5 separate regions of the Homo sapiens genome follow, and regions 1, 2, 3 and 5 are each linked to region 4. Evidence: chromatin contacts called from ENCODE Hi-C or POLR2A ChIA-PET data. All regions are on one chromosome and are shown on one strand. Each heading gives the region's core, a stretch centred on a gene start or an enhancer-like site at or near the end of the contact. The rest is flanking DNA. Distances are from core to core; before and after follow the strand shown.

The links. A loop is a pair of places that touch in the nucleus more often than their neighbours do. ChIA-PET counts read pairs that join two places held with the same protein, here RNA polymerase II (POLR2A). Pooled maps may share reads with other maps.
Region 1: a pooled map shows a loop between it and region 4 (6-fold over the local background). The contact joins the enhancer-like site here to the promoter of WDR75 in region 4. A Hi-C loop is called at or near these places in 2 of 37 single-sample maps with no recorded cell type and 6 of 50 pooled maps.
Region 2: a loop to region 4 is called in a map of CD8-positive, alpha-beta T cell, with 9 times the contacts of the local background. The contact joins the promoter of NAB1 here to the promoter of WDR75 in region 4. A Hi-C loop is called at or near these places in 5 of 168 maps with a recorded cell type or tissue (CD4-positive, alpha-beta T cell, CD4-positive, alpha-beta memory T cell, CD8-positive, alpha-beta T cell and 1 more) and 11 of 50 pooled maps. POLR2A ChIA-PET finds 5 or more read pairs at or near these places in 1 of 52 experiments (T-cell).
Region 3: a loop to region 4 is called in a map of CD8-positive, alpha-beta T cell, with 9 times the contacts of the local background. The contact joins the promoter of STAT1 here to the promoter of WDR75 in region 4. A Hi-C loop is called at or near these places in 4 of 168 maps with a recorded cell type or tissue (B cell, CD8-positive, alpha-beta T cell and naive thymus-derived CD4-positive, alpha-beta T cell), 5 of 37 single-sample maps with no recorded cell type and 13 of 50 pooled maps. POLR2A ChIA-PET finds 5 or more read pairs at or near these places in 1 of 52 experiments (H1).
Region 5: a loop to region 4 is called in a pooled map, with 5 times the contacts of the local background. The contact joins the enhancer-like site here to the promoter of WDR75 in region 4. A Hi-C loop is called at or near these places in 2 of 37 single-sample maps with no recorded cell type and 5 of 50 pooled maps.

What each region holds. Positions count from the first base shown.
Region 1 is chr2:190,718,004-190,720,703 of GRCh38, reverse strand. No RefSeq gene overlaps it. Among named protein-coding and RNA genes, the nearest start is that of NAB1, 70 kb to the right of the region's middle. Within about 2 kb of position 1,448, at least 5 of the 41 ENCODE cell types and tissues checked have a DNase peak (open chromatin) inside an H3K27ac peak, as active enhancers do.
Region 2 is chr2:190,647,771-190,650,470 of GRCh38, reverse strand. It overlaps NAB1 (NGFI-A binding protein 1), which reads right to left and starts at 1,388. Exons shown (of 10, transcript NM_005966.4): 1 at 1,111-1,388; 2 at 489-625. It also overlaps a transcript of NEMP2 not described here. RefSeq lists silencers at 878-1,477, 1,488-1,857, 1,888-1,937, 2,018-2,067, 2,078-2,127.
Region 3 is chr2:191,012,907-191,015,606 of GRCh38, reverse strand. It overlaps STAT1 (signal transducer and activator of transcription 1), which reads left to right and starts at 1,436. Exons shown (of 25, transcript NM_007315.4): 1 at 1,436-1,589; 2 at 1,929-2,082. RefSeq lists enhancers at 16-65, 844-923, 954-1,153, 1,764-2,083 and silencers at 1,204-1,443, 1,474-1,673.
Region 4 is chr2:189,440,150-189,442,849 of GRCh38, reverse strand. WDR75 (WD repeat domain 75) reads right to left here and starts at 1,376. Exons shown (of 21, transcript NM_032168.3): 1 at 1,272-1,376. The coding sequence starts at 1,357. It also overlaps a transcript of COL5A2 not described here. RefSeq lists enhancers at 931-980, 1,001-1,230, 1,251-1,380, 1,641-1,860, 1,881-2,040 and 1 more.
Region 5 is chr2:190,677,232-190,679,931 of GRCh38, reverse strand. All of the region lies in intron 6 of NAB1 (NGFI-A binding protein 1), which reads right to left. Among named protein-coding and RNA genes, the nearest start is that of NAB1, 29 kb to the right of the region's middle. RefSeq lists an enhancer at 1,145-1,194. Within about 2 kb of position 1,296, at least 4 of the 41 ENCODE cell types and tissues checked have a DNase peak (open chromatin) inside an H3K27ac peak, as active enhancers do.

The DNA of each region.
Region 1 (2,700 bases), core at 199-2,698, 1.3 Mb before region 4:
TCTAATTCCAATGACCCTTAGCACTTGTTCATTTCAGGCAGCATTGCCAGCCATCACTCCATGGATCCTCTCATCTGGAAGTGCTCCACTTCAGAAATCTTAGATTCCAAGATCCACTCTCAGAAAACAACCTCCAGACATTTCTGCCGTCCACACAGTTGCTTCTTCTCCCTCTGGCGCACGGCCACCTGTGCTATCTGCAGCCTCACCGGCATTCCCTGGCCTCGCCCTCTGCACTTCATCCTGACAGGCATGGAGTCTCCTCCTGTCACCCCAGAGCTATGTGGTGTCTTGATTAGGTGACTTTGCCCATGTTGTCATTCAACTTAATATTTATTGATCTATCTCTGTGAGAATCACTTGGCTGGCCCTTTCGTCTGGAGTGTCAGCCTCCTCTCACCTGCCCCCAGGAGGCTTCCTCCTTCTTCTTTTAACTGCTTGCACATCTTTAAGACTCAGCCTTGGAGACACGTCTTTTAAAAAGCCTTGAATGGGCCTGGGAAGTGGCTCACACCTGTAATCCCAGCACCTTCAGAGGCCAAAGTGGGAGGATCACTTGAGGCCAGGAGTTCAAGACTAGCCTGGACAACATGGTGAAAGCCCGTCTCTACTAAAAACACAAAAATTAACCGGGTATGATGGCACACACCTGTAATCCCAGCTACTCAGGAGCCTGAGGCATGAGAATCACTTGAACCTGGGGAGGCTGCAGTGAGCCAAGATTGAACACCACTGCTCTCCAGCCTGGGCAACAGAGCAAGACTCTGTCTCAAGAAAAAAAAAAAAAAAGATACCTTCTCTGACCACTCCCTCTATTCTTCCCTTTCCCATAACACTAAGTCATATGCGCCCAAAACAATTTGTGCACATCTCCATCAGTGAGTGGTTTTCCATGATGGTCATCCTCCCCGACTAGGCTGGTGTATTCTAGTGTGCTCACCTTTGGGGGTCTCTACTACTGATTATTTGCAAGACCTAAGGCAACTTATTTCACTTTGTAAGCTTCTGTTTCCTCAACTACAAAACCAGGTTATTAATAGAAATTGTATGTAAGGAACCTAGCACAATGCTTGATATACAGTAAGTGCAAAGTATGTTAAATGTTTAATAAATTAATGTCATAGGAACACCATTAGAAAACTCCTTAAAAGAAAAATATTTATTTTTTAAGCACTTGTAGGGACAAGGAGCTTGTCCCCTTGTTTGATAATTCTATTTATAGTGTAACTGAAGCCATCGTAGTTTGACTCACACTAGTTTTATTGACAAAAATGAGTGCCCTCTGCCCCTACTCCCAGTGTCCCCTGTTCTGCTAAAGAATCTTGAGACTCTCTCAAGGTGCTCTGTCATGTGTATTCAGAAACTGGTCCCTCTGGGGCAAAGCTGTTCTCAGCTGGTGCCTGTGGCTGCCACCACTGCTGTGGCCTGAGGACAGAAGTCATAACCCTCCTCTGCTTTGCCTCAGGGGTTGGTTGTGGACCTTTCCCCTTAATTCCTCTCAGGACATCAGAAGTCAAAATATTTGAGACACTGATCAGATCACAATAAAGGTTCAGGGACAATGGAAAGGAAACAGAAAACAGAGAATAAGTCAGTGCCAGGCACAGGTCCTTCCCCCTCCAGGAGGAAGTGCCCTGGGGACTCAACAGTCACCTTTCCTGGGAAATCCAGTCAGACTGACTCTAGTCCCAGCATTCTGATTTCCCGCCCCATGACTGACCTCTTCTGAGGACAGCTGGCAGTGAGCAGTTCCAGTCCCTTCAGGGGAAACCCCACCTGCATAATCTCAGGGTGATTCATCGCCAGTGCAATTCCCCAAAGCCCCATCATTCAGTCTTGCCTGTTGCCACTCTGTTGATCATGAAAATCGTGGCTACCACATCTAGTTTACTAAACAATCCTTGTTCGTAGGAAGTACAGGCGTGAAATAATTTATTTTTCTACAGTCACTTGCCTTCAGTTCTGCCATGTTCACGATCTCTCTGCTGAGTTCCCTGACAATATCTTGGTTAGATCTCTAGGGTTCCAGTCACTTTCAAAGATTAACAGCCCGATTCGGTATAGTCTGTGAACGCTGAAGGTCTGAGACAGGGCTCGGTTAATTTAGAAAGTTTATTTTGCCAAGGTTGAGGATGCACCCATGACACAGCCTCAGGAAGTCCTGAAGACATGTGCCCAATGTGGTCGGGGCACAGCTTGGTTTTATACATTTTAGGGAGACATGAGACATCAATCAACATATGTAAGAAGTACATTGGTTCCATCTGGAAAGGCAGGACGACTTGAAGTAAAGGCAGGAAGACTCGAAGCGGGGAGGGAGCTTCCAGGTCACAGATAGCTGATACACAAACGGTTACATTCTTCTGGATTTCTGATTAGCCTTTCCAAAGGAGGCAAGTCAGATATGAATCTATCTCAGTGAGCAGAGGGGAGACTGCGAATAGAATGCGAGACACGTTTGCCCTAAGCAGTTTCCAGCTTGAGTTTTCCTTAGTGATTTTGGAAGCCCAAGATATTTTCCTTTCGCAAGTCCAATTTAAAGCTTCCGTCTGGGTCCAATGCAATGACCAATGTCCACTCCGCCAGCCCTGGCCAGCCCCCACCAGAGGGACTCAGGGTGTGGAGTAGCACACCTGCTCCGGCAGCATCCTCCTCTATTCTGTGCAGTCCTCCCATCTGTGTGGACTAGTGAGGAGGAAC
Region 2 (2,700 bases), core at 139-2,638, 1.2 Mb before region 4:
CTAATCTATTTTAAATTCGGCTCCTCTGTTCCTATGCAATCTCATATTATCTATTAAAACTGCCAAAATATTTTTAAACAAGATCTGAGAATTCCTCTTTCAGCTTCTGATCTTTGCACTCTTTGAGTTGGCAGACACGTCACTGGCAAACCAACTGGTAGTGACAAGTTACTCCAAATCGACTCTTTCAGATGAAATTTTAAATTAACAGCCATCCCAAAATTTTCCGTGCCTCCCGAATCTCAGGGAGCGAGGTGTAAGTACATGCAAGTCTACGATTCCTCCCGATCACTCGCTGCAAAGCTTGGTCTGCAGAATCGACAAATGTATATTCCATCTCAACTATCCCTTTCCCCGAGATCCTGCAACATTCAGGCTTAACAGAAGTGTCATTTCCTATCTCAAGCTTTGGAAGCTCTGAGTTTGCAGACCACAAAGATTTGATAGTATTTTCAGTGTTTCTCCATGATAAGGTCACACACACACACCTCTATATCCAACGCTTGTATGTCCCACATGTGTTTCCAAATTCCTCATCGGCCTTAGAGACACAAAGAGTTTCTGGCTTCCCTGCACCTCAGCGCCAAGTTTCTGTAAGCCACTTCCATGTAAAACTCTCCTTCCGCTTTTAAAAAGAAAACTACATTCGGAAAGGGAAGATACCCAAGAAGAAAATCGAGACGGTAAGTGCAGCACTTTTATAAAGTAAACAAACAAAAAGACTGCCCTGACGAAGGTGGCTGCAAAACTCTGGGGCCGGCGCGCACAACCCACATCGCACACCCCCAGAGCGCCGTGTGACGCCCCCAGCCCCGTTAGCAAAACGGACTCGGCACCCCAACCTTTCTCGGAGGGAAAATGCACGAGTCAGGGCCGCGCTCCCCGCCGCCCTGGCACACAGAATGTCTCCGGGAATCGCCCACACGAGCCCGGGGCCGCCCTCTCCTTCCGGCGGCGGCCGCGCGGAGCCCGCTTCCCCCGGACACCGCCCCCAAAGTGCCCGCGTGGCCCCGCGACTCAGCCGCCCCAAGTTCGCCCGTGGCCGCTCAGCCGCGAAAGTGTCCCGCACTTGGCGGACCGGGAGTGGCGACCGTCCGCTCCGGTACGTACTCAGCCAGCGGCTGCAGCGGTCTTGGCGCGCTCTCCCCGAGGACTGCTCAGCCCCAACTCCGAAGCGACGGCCCCCGGCTCTCCCTCCTCTGGCGGCTGCAGGAGCCGGGACGCCCCCGCTCCCATCGAGGGGGGAAGGGAAGGTGGTGGGCGCGCTCTCTCTGCTCCCCCCCACCTCGGGCCCGCCGCTTCTTCCCGCCCACCCGCCCCGACGGCGCTCGCTTGGCCGCGGCGGCGGCGGCGGCTCCTCCAGGCTGCGGCGCGCGGGCGGCGGCGGCGGCGGCAGCGCCTCCCCCGCCGCGCCTTGCCCTCCCCTCCCCTGCCTTCCCCGCGCGCGCTACACCCTCCTCCCCCTCCCCCGCCCGCCTCCGCCGCCTCCACTCCCCCACCCCGCGCTGTCACATTGGGAGATTCCGCTCTTGCTACATTCGCCGCTCCGGCTCCCGCCCACGCGCGGCCGAGTGACGCAGATCCCGGCGTGGGCCGCCGCCGGGCGGGGGCGGGGGCGGCCGCTGGGCCCGGGGCTCGGCCCCTTCCCGCCGCCCCCTCCGCGGAATCCGGAGGACGGCCCATTCACACGGCAGCTGGGAGGAACCAAGTGGGCGCCGGGAGTGGGCGGCTCCCGCGAGTCCCGCTCCGGGCGCGGGGAGGGGACGACAAAGAGGGAGACGGGTGGGGAACGCCGCCTCCGGCCTGCTCTCCAGCTGCGGAGTGAACTGGGAAGGTTTGCAATTAAAAAAAAAAAATTATGTGTGAGGTTCCCGATATAGTATTTCAAAGAGCACACCCGCCAAATCCAACATCCTCTAGGAGGCTGACTTTAAAAAAAAAAAAAAAAAAAAAACAACAGCGCGCCGGGCTCCCCTGGCCCCCGCAGGCTCGGGGCAGAGGCGGGGAGGCAGGTGGTCCAGGTGCGCCCCTGCCCGGGGGGGCGAGGCGTCCGGCGGGAAGGCTGCAGCGACCGCATGGAGGAAGGGGCGGCAGGTGCGCGGCGCTGGAAGAACCGGCGGCTGGGAGAGCATCTCTGCCTCGCCCATCTTGCCCCCTCCCCACCTCCGCTCTGGCGTTGGGACGGGAGGAGGAGGGAGGAATGGAACCAGGGAGTCCGAAGTACAGCTTTGACAACTGTCGCGCTGGCCGGGTAATTTAATTCCAACCTTTTTAACCTCCTGAAAATCTGCCTTTTATTTTACTGTTTAATGTTTTTTGTGTCCATGGTGTAGAAAAACTACGGCGCTAGTATAGTGCTGGTGTGTGCTAAATTAGAGTTCCCAAGGCACAATATAGAATTTTTTGGTTTGCATAAACTTTGCTAACCAAAGTATTAAAGCACCTTCAAAAATGTACTTAGGCTGGCCAGGGCTCACGCCTGTAATGCCAGCACTGTGGGAGGCCGAGGCGGGCGGATCACCTGAGGTCCGGAGTTGGACACCAGCCTGGCTAACGTGGTGAAATCCCGTCTCTACAAAAAATACAAAATTAGCCGGGCGTGGTGGCGCATGCCTGACATCCCAGCTGCTTGGGAGGCTGAGGCGGGAGAATAGCTTGAACCCGGGAGGCGGAGGTTGCAGTGAGCCAAGATCGTGCCAT
Region 3 (2,700 bases), core at 187-2,686, 1.6 Mb before region 4:
GATTTAGTTTGTCTGGCTTCAGCAATGCCTACCTGGAGAAGTGACATTTAAGCTGAGATTTTTAAACTAAGATCTAAAAGATGAGTTAGCCAGCGAAGAGTTGGGTGAAGCAGATGTTGGCTCAAGGGGTTTTCCAAACTCAGGGTGAGAAGTCCCTGAGTTTGGAGAGTGTGGTTTATTTGAAGAACTAAATGCTGAAGTAAGCAAAGCAGAGTGGCACATTATGGGGTTGGACAAAGAGATCGGGCAACCAGGGCTTTATAGTATGTATTAAGAAACTGAATTTTATAAGAGCAAAGAAAAGCCATGGAAGGATTTTCAGGTTGGCAAATGACATGATCTGCTTTTCAATTAAAAAAAAAAACACTCAAACTCTTGTATGGAGAATGGATTAAAAGGTAGATAAGGGCTGAAGTGAGGCAGCCATTCGGGAATCTACTGCAGAAGGAGGCAGCAGAAGAGATGGAGCAGAGTAAATGAGACTTGGGAAATATTTAGGAGGAAGAATCAATTAAGATTTGAGGATCAGGTGTTGCGAGGTGAGGGAGAAGGCAATGTCAACTATGAATCCTAGGTATCTGTCATGTGCCATTTCTAGAAAAAGAGCAGGTTTGAGGAGAAAGATGTTTGGTTCTGAACATAGTTTGTAGAGCTCACTGCACATACAAGTGGAGAGGCAAGTGGGAGTTGTAGGTGTGAAGCCCAGAGGAGAGGTGTGGACGGGATAAGCATTTAAGACTCCTCCATCTAGAAGGAAACTGAAGCTGTGGGTGAGGTCATCACAGCACAGCGTTTAGGAGAAGCCCAGGTAAAGAAGCTGACGAATGTCTGGACCCTGACAACCTTAACATATAATGGTTTGATAGTGGAGGTGGAGGCAATGTAGAAAGAATGCCAGAGGCAGGAAAAAGCAAGAAGGATGTGTTATCATCATGACCAAGGAAGAAACGTGTTTCAAGAACAAAGGCGTCAACTCTGCCCCATGCTTCCGAGCTGTCAAGTAAAGTGAGAAAAACAGAAAAGCGTTCCCTGGGTTTAGCAACACGGAGGTCAGTTGCTAAAGGGAGCTTCTAGAATGACGACGTCGCCAAATCTGTCCTCTGCCTGGATTCTCGGCGATGAAACTACTACAGAGACCTCCAAGTTTGGGCTTCTGCAAACACAGCACGTCCTTCTGATCGTTCTCTAAGATATGTAAACAGAACGCCAGTTCCCAGCGTGGCAACACGGGACTGGGCTGCAGCTCACCCAGCCGGCGGCCCCCGCCGGAAGCCGGCGGAAATACCCCAGCGCGTGGGCGGAGCAGCGGCCCGCAGAGGGAGGCGGTGGCGCCCACGGAACAGCCGCGTCTAATTGGCTGAGCGCGGAGCCGCCCGGTGATTGGTGGGGGCGGAAGGGGGCCGGGCGCCAGCGCTGCCTTTTCTCCTGCCGGGTAGTTTCGCTTTCCTGCGCAGAGTCTGCGGAGGGGCTCGGCTGCACCGGGGGGATCGCGCCTGGCAGACCCCAGACCGAGCAGAGGCGACCCAGCGCGCTCGGGAGAGGCTGCACCGCCGCGCCCCCGCCTAGCCCTTCCGGATCCTGCGCGCAGAGTGAGTGGCCGTGAGGTTCCGGGTGCCGGGGGTGGGACGCGCAGGGACAGAGTCCTCGGGCCGTGCAGTTGGACGCCGGGCGAGGACGGGCCGTCTGTGCTGACCCGCGAATAGTGATCCCAGAGGAAGAACGCGTCCTGAGTATTCCAAGTGCGAGCAGTGCCACCTGTTCTCGGAGATGGCACTGCTCAGCACGATTGTCCTTGCCAGTCGTGCTCTGGCAGTGAAGAGGACTTGTGAAATATAATTTTCCTCTAGAAGGCACTGCACCTTCCCATTTACCGTCACTTTCTCCCGTTTCCACCCCTTTCCATCAGTCACGTTTTCTTCTTTTCGCAGAAAGTTTCATTTGCTGTATGCCATCCTCGAGAGCTGTCTAGGTTAACGTTCGCACTCTGTGTATATAACCTCGACAGTCTTGGCACCTAACGTGCTGTGCGTAGCTGCTCCTTTGGTTGAATCCCCAGGCCCTTGTTGGGGCACAAGGTGGCAGGTCAGTAAATGTTCATGGAATCAGATGAATGAGTACATGACTTCGGAATCTTAATTATGTTTCTATGTTCAAAGATGGAAGGGCTTAATGTCTTCCTAGAGTTTAAAAGTGATGTTTAGTTTTTGCAGACCCCCCACCCCAAAATAATATAGTCTTAAAAAAATTTCTGGCCGGTACTGAAGAGTTCTGTGGTAGGTATGCAGAGGTGTGGTTGATTGTGCTTTGAATGTTGTTTGTATAGATAAGGAGTTATTTTCATAGAACAGAAACAGGACTTGAGCCTCCAGCACAGTCCATTGTGCAACCATTGCTTAATGAGGATGCTGGACTCACACTTGTGAGATCATAATATGGTTTGCTTTTTACTTTCTAATTCCGTCTGAAATATACATAATTTCAATTCAACAAACTGTTTCGAGCACATAGTATATGCAGGGCACTGTCCAAGGTCCATAAGATGTTAAAAAGCAAAATACCCCACTACTCTACCCCCTCCCCACCCACCTTCCCCCGCCGGGGACTCTGGAGGCATCACAGAGCTTTACAAGGAAAACTGGAACCGATGCTCTAATAGAGGTACAGAATTCAGTGAGACGCAAGTCAAAGAAAGCTTAATTG
Region 4 (2,700 bases), core at 127-2,626:
TTTTTTGGCTTCTAAGGCAATTTATAAAAGCTCTTTCAGTCATGCTTGCATTACCTTCAACAACTACCTGTCGTACACTCATATGCAGAATATTGTGGGGGTGGGCCGGGCACAGTTGCTCACTGTAATCGCTGCACTTTGGGAGGTTCAGGTGGGCAGATCACTTGAGGCCAGGAGTTCCAGGGCAGCCTGGCCAACATGGCGAAACCCTCTCTCTACTAAAAATACAAAAATTAGCGGGCGTGGTGGCCCGCGCTTATAATACTTGCTACTCAGGAGGCCGAGGCACCAGAATTGCTTGAACCAGGGAGGCGGAGGTTGCAATGAGCCTAGATTGAGCCACTGCACTCCAGCCTGGGTGACAGAGTGAGATTCTGCATCAAAAAAAAAAAAAAAAAAAAAAAAAAGAATATTGTGGAGGCTACAAACTTTCATAAAATACTATCTCTACTCTTCTAAGGCAGAAAGGGTTTTTTGATTTTATTAAGTGCCACCCTACCTAAAGTTATTTGAAAACCTGACAATACAGTAATAATGATTACAGCTACATACATTGAGCCATTATGTGCCGGGCATTGTTGTCTGTAGTTTTAACATATTGAGGCATTTAATCCTCCCAATAACCACGTGAGATGAACTAAATATTGTCCCCCTTTACAGATGATGGCAACTGAGGCAAAGATTAAGAAACTTACAAAGGTTTCATAATGTAAGAAGTGGATTTTGAAGCCAGGGAGTGGTTTGGTTTCCAGCTACACTGAGAAAAGAGACCAAGTCTTAGCGTATTTTTATCTCATAAAGAATCTAACATCTGTTTTCATGTAAAGTTCCGAAAAGACTGCACTATGCTTCATGCACTATGCTTCAGGAGTGAGGAGTGGGTAGAAAAAGCGGAATAGTTTTAGGTTTTAGTCACTCCAAAACATGATTCTGTACGAAAGAGTAGGTACTGCAAAGGTAGTGGCATACACATCCACCCCTGGACCATTTTCCAGCCGCCCGAACACCTTCCAGATCCTCGACACGGAGACCGGCTCCAGGGCCTTTATCTACCTGCAGGTAAACTGTCCAGGAATCGGGGGACGCAACCCAATCTGCAGTGGTAACGGGACCTCCCAGGTACCCTGGGGATCCCCCACAGGCGCGTGCTCTACCCAAAGCCGATATCCGCCAGGCGGGCGAGTCCGAACGCGACTGACAATTCCTTCTCCCCGACCCTCGAGAAACTCACGCCCCGCCCCTCAGCCGACAAAGCGCGGTGCCCCTCATACTTAGAATCTGCAGAGAACACAGCTCTCCTAAAGTTCAACTCGCTGCCGCCACAACGAACCACGCGGATGTTCTCCTCCTCCACCATCTTTGCGCAGTAGCGGAATGGCCAATCTCTGGTCCCGCCCTGAACTTCCTTCGTTGAGCCGGGTAATAAGGCTGTTCCCAGCCCACAGAACCCACCCCCGGGCCCTTCTAGGCCTGAGACTCGGTGGTAGGACTCCGCTTCCGTGCAGGCACCTTTTGTGTGGGCAATGTCAAACTAAGACACTTGTAAGAAAAGGTGAAAGCAAAACAGAGATTTAGAGACAATCAGTTTTTATTATATACCTATACACAATTATTTAATACAGACATATTTCTCTCAGGCCTTGTCAACCTGACTCTATGGCTTTTTCCGCCAGAAGGGAAAGGTGGCGTATAGTGTACCACGTGACCTCCAGTCGTCCCACCGGAGGCGTCGCTTTCTAGTGTCTGTGGTGTCGGCGCTGCAGGATGACGCGAGCCTCTCGCGTCCCTGGTTTTCTCGGTCGCAGCGTTGAGTTATTGGGTGGAAAGGTAGCTTTCTCTTCCTTGTACAGCTTTTTGTTCCTCTCATTAGCCGTTCTTCTGTTCTTGTGAACATCGCTTAGGTTACTACAGAATCTCCACAGTCCTAGGGCCTAGCTTTCTTCCTTTGGAAATCTGGCTCCTACTCCGGGATTCTGGTGCATCTTCCGCAGCGTTCAGTGTAGCTGCTCGGGCTAATCTGACATTCGGCCAGTCCCGCCAGGTTTCAGGGCGCTGGTCTCTGGTTTCCTGAGTTTTACCTTTTCCCATTAGTGAATAGAATCTGTGGGTTAGGAACCCCTAAAATCTCAACATGTTTATTTTTGCCAGTTTATCTCCAGTTTTCCTTTGTAAACTTACACGTATCATATTCTTGGACCCTGTATATTATGTTGCCTATTTTGATTTCGCTTCTTGATTTGTGGATTTACCACAAAATTACCAAGGTCTCAAATATAGTCACATGTCACATAAGGATCTTTCAATCAATGCATATAACATGGTGATTCCGTAAGATTATAATACTGTGTTTTTACTGTACCTTTTATGTGTTTAAATACACAAATACTATTCTGTTACAATTGCCTGCAATATTGAGTACAGTAACATGTTGTTCAGATTTGTAGCCTAGGAGCAATCAGCTATAACGTACAGCCTAGGTGTGTAGTAGGCTGTACCATCTAGGTTTGTGTAGGTACACTCTGTGATATTCACACAATGATGAAATCACCTAAAATGCATTTCTTAGAACATATCCCCATCATTAAGCCACACATGATTATACCTATAAGTTTATTTATGGTGGAGAAATACAATATTCACAAAGGTCAAGACATATCCTGGGACAGCACCACTGTAAAAATCAGGGATAAATTTACTTTT
Region 5 (2,700 bases), core at 47-2,546, 1.2 Mb before region 4:
TAGATAAGCCAGGTAAGCAGGGGCAGTGAGTTTGGAGCTTGGGGTAAAATCAAGGCTGGAGACCCAGATTAGAGGGTTATCAGTTCATCAGCAGAATCTGAGTGGAGTGCACCAATCAGAATCCCCATGAGCCCCAATGCCTCAATACTGTTTCTGGAAGAACTTGCAGGAGAAAGGTATGATCTAGGCATTTCACATTAGGAACCAGCTGTGTGATCTCAGGCAAAAAAGTAAACCTCATTATTTCCAGTGATCCAAATTTTTAAATTAGGATTACACCACCTGTGTATCTGCCCACTGGAAGTTTGTGGGGATTAAATAAAGTAACGCAAATAAGTGAACCTTGGAAAAGTACACATTGCCATACAAATACCTGGTGGCACTAAAGTCAGGATTATTCAACCATGAGAATACTGAAAAAGCTGGATGGGGGAACCTCAAACTCTACATGTGAAAGTTGCTAGAAAATGGACACTATTCCACCATTAATAAAGATAAATAAAAGCCTAAAATAAGTAATAAATAACAATTATCCAAAGTAATCAGTGATCTCTCTGCAACTGAGCACATTAGTCATTATTTACTCCTACAGTCTTGACAGTTCACTGTGGATGGAAAAACTACAAAATCGAGTAGCTATCACTGCATGTCACATAAAGTAGATTTAAGGTCCCCAAAATATATGACTTAGAAATAAAAGTAAGAACATTCCCAAGAAACTGGTCTCTTTCACATTATGTGTGGTGCACAATTTCGTTATGTCTCGTAAGCTTGTTTCCCAGGCACCAGCTAGCTGCACCATACTATGAGCAATCTATCTCCATGTCATATTTTTGGCTGATGCCATTAATCACAGTGTTTCCTTGCTGACGAGACTCTGGGTCTGATCACTGAGAAAATAAAAGCTATGGGACGGAGGCTGGTGCATGACCTAATTACTCTCATCCCATTGGTCTCCATCCCCATGCCTCCTCATCCTTTCTGCCGAACACTAGCAAGCTGCTTTAAAGCCACTGCTTAGCTGTCTCTAGATGACTTGTTACAGCAGATGTTCTCAACCCCACATGTGCATTTTCCTTTTTTCTAATCACACTTTCTGTATGAATAGCATATTGTAATGCTTCTGTTTTTTCTGATCCAGAGGGGAAGAGTCTACGTCAAATTAGACCAGCTTTCTTTTCAACAAGCTTAGTAGCAGCGTAGGTGGATATTCTGAACCTCTTTCCTCCCCCTTCCTTGCTCTCCCACCCCCACCTTGCTGGAACTGCTAGCAGATGTTTCCTTTAGGTCTTTCTTCTTCAAGCCCCAGTTCTCTGACTTCCTGGGCTCTATTAACAAACCTCATTTCTTTCATCCACTTATCTCTGAATGCTTTGCACCTCTGACTCCCACAGGGTCAAGAATGCTGTCATTTCCCATCTCTGCCCAGTCTCCAGCAATTTCAGCGAATGAAGAAAACTCAAATGAGAAATAGCACTCAGTCCAGTTAGTCAGCTGCCATCACCAGGTCTGAGACTGTAGCTTTATATATCCTTCCTCCCTTCTAAGATGTTACTTATAACATTGGAGTTAATAACAAATTTGTTCATGGAACTGAATGTGTTCTTAATGAAAAAGAAAGGTTACCAATTGAATTCACTTTTAACTAACATTTAAAAAAATTTAGGAGAAGACAAGAGAGCCAGGGACTTTGGCTCTTGATTTTTCATCCCCTTGAATGAGCTGTCAAGCCACCTTAAATATGTTCTTTCATAGGTAGGACATAAGGAAATCAAACTAATTTTTCTGATTTACTCTGTGTATCTTCCCAACACAAGGTTTTTACTCATAAACAATCAGCATATCAAATGAAAATTTCTTATATTTAAATATTTTGTAATTTACATTGTTAAATTTTCTACTCAAAACTTGTAACTGTTTACTACATAACATTTCTTGGATTAGAAAATAATAACTGCCACCATCCACCCTTTTCAAAGACTACCAGTCCTGCACACATTTCGCCCTTCACACGGTACTAGGAGGAAAGGTATAACCCCAATAGTGTTTTTTTCACAGGTAAGATGCTTTGTGAATAATCATTAGCACCTAGGAAGGTGGTACTGCTTTGACATTCAGGAATCAGACATAGATAGGAAGCCCCGGCTCTGCTACTGGATAGCAGTTTGGCAACACAGGTGAAGATACTGAGCCTGTCTGGGTCTCTCCTTGGCTGTAAAATGGAAATCATAAAGCCTCCACATAGGTTAGACAAGAATGTTTGTGATAATGAATTCCAAATGTCTAGTAGGGACTGACACAAAATAAAAGCAATACAAAGTAGCGATTTTTACAATTGCCCCAGAATGAGAAGATTTAATTAGATCTAATTCAAAAGATAAGTAAGAATAAACAAAATCTATTTTCATTTCAGCTGAAAGTGGACTCACAGAGGGCTGTGTTCCAGTGGACATGTTATTCATTCCGTCTAAGCAGAAGGATTCCAACCTCACTTACTAACTAGCTGAAGAAACGTTTCCCTAGAGATTTCATTCCAAATGGTAGGTTCCTTAAGGCACACCTAAGCTAGCAGGCGATCTTTTTCTCCATGTCCATCTCATATATTCTAGGAATTAAAGTTCAAAATCTGTTTTTTAATGTTTAACATACCCTGTAAGGAGGAACACTATTTAAGGACAACAGATTATCTTGATTACTTCT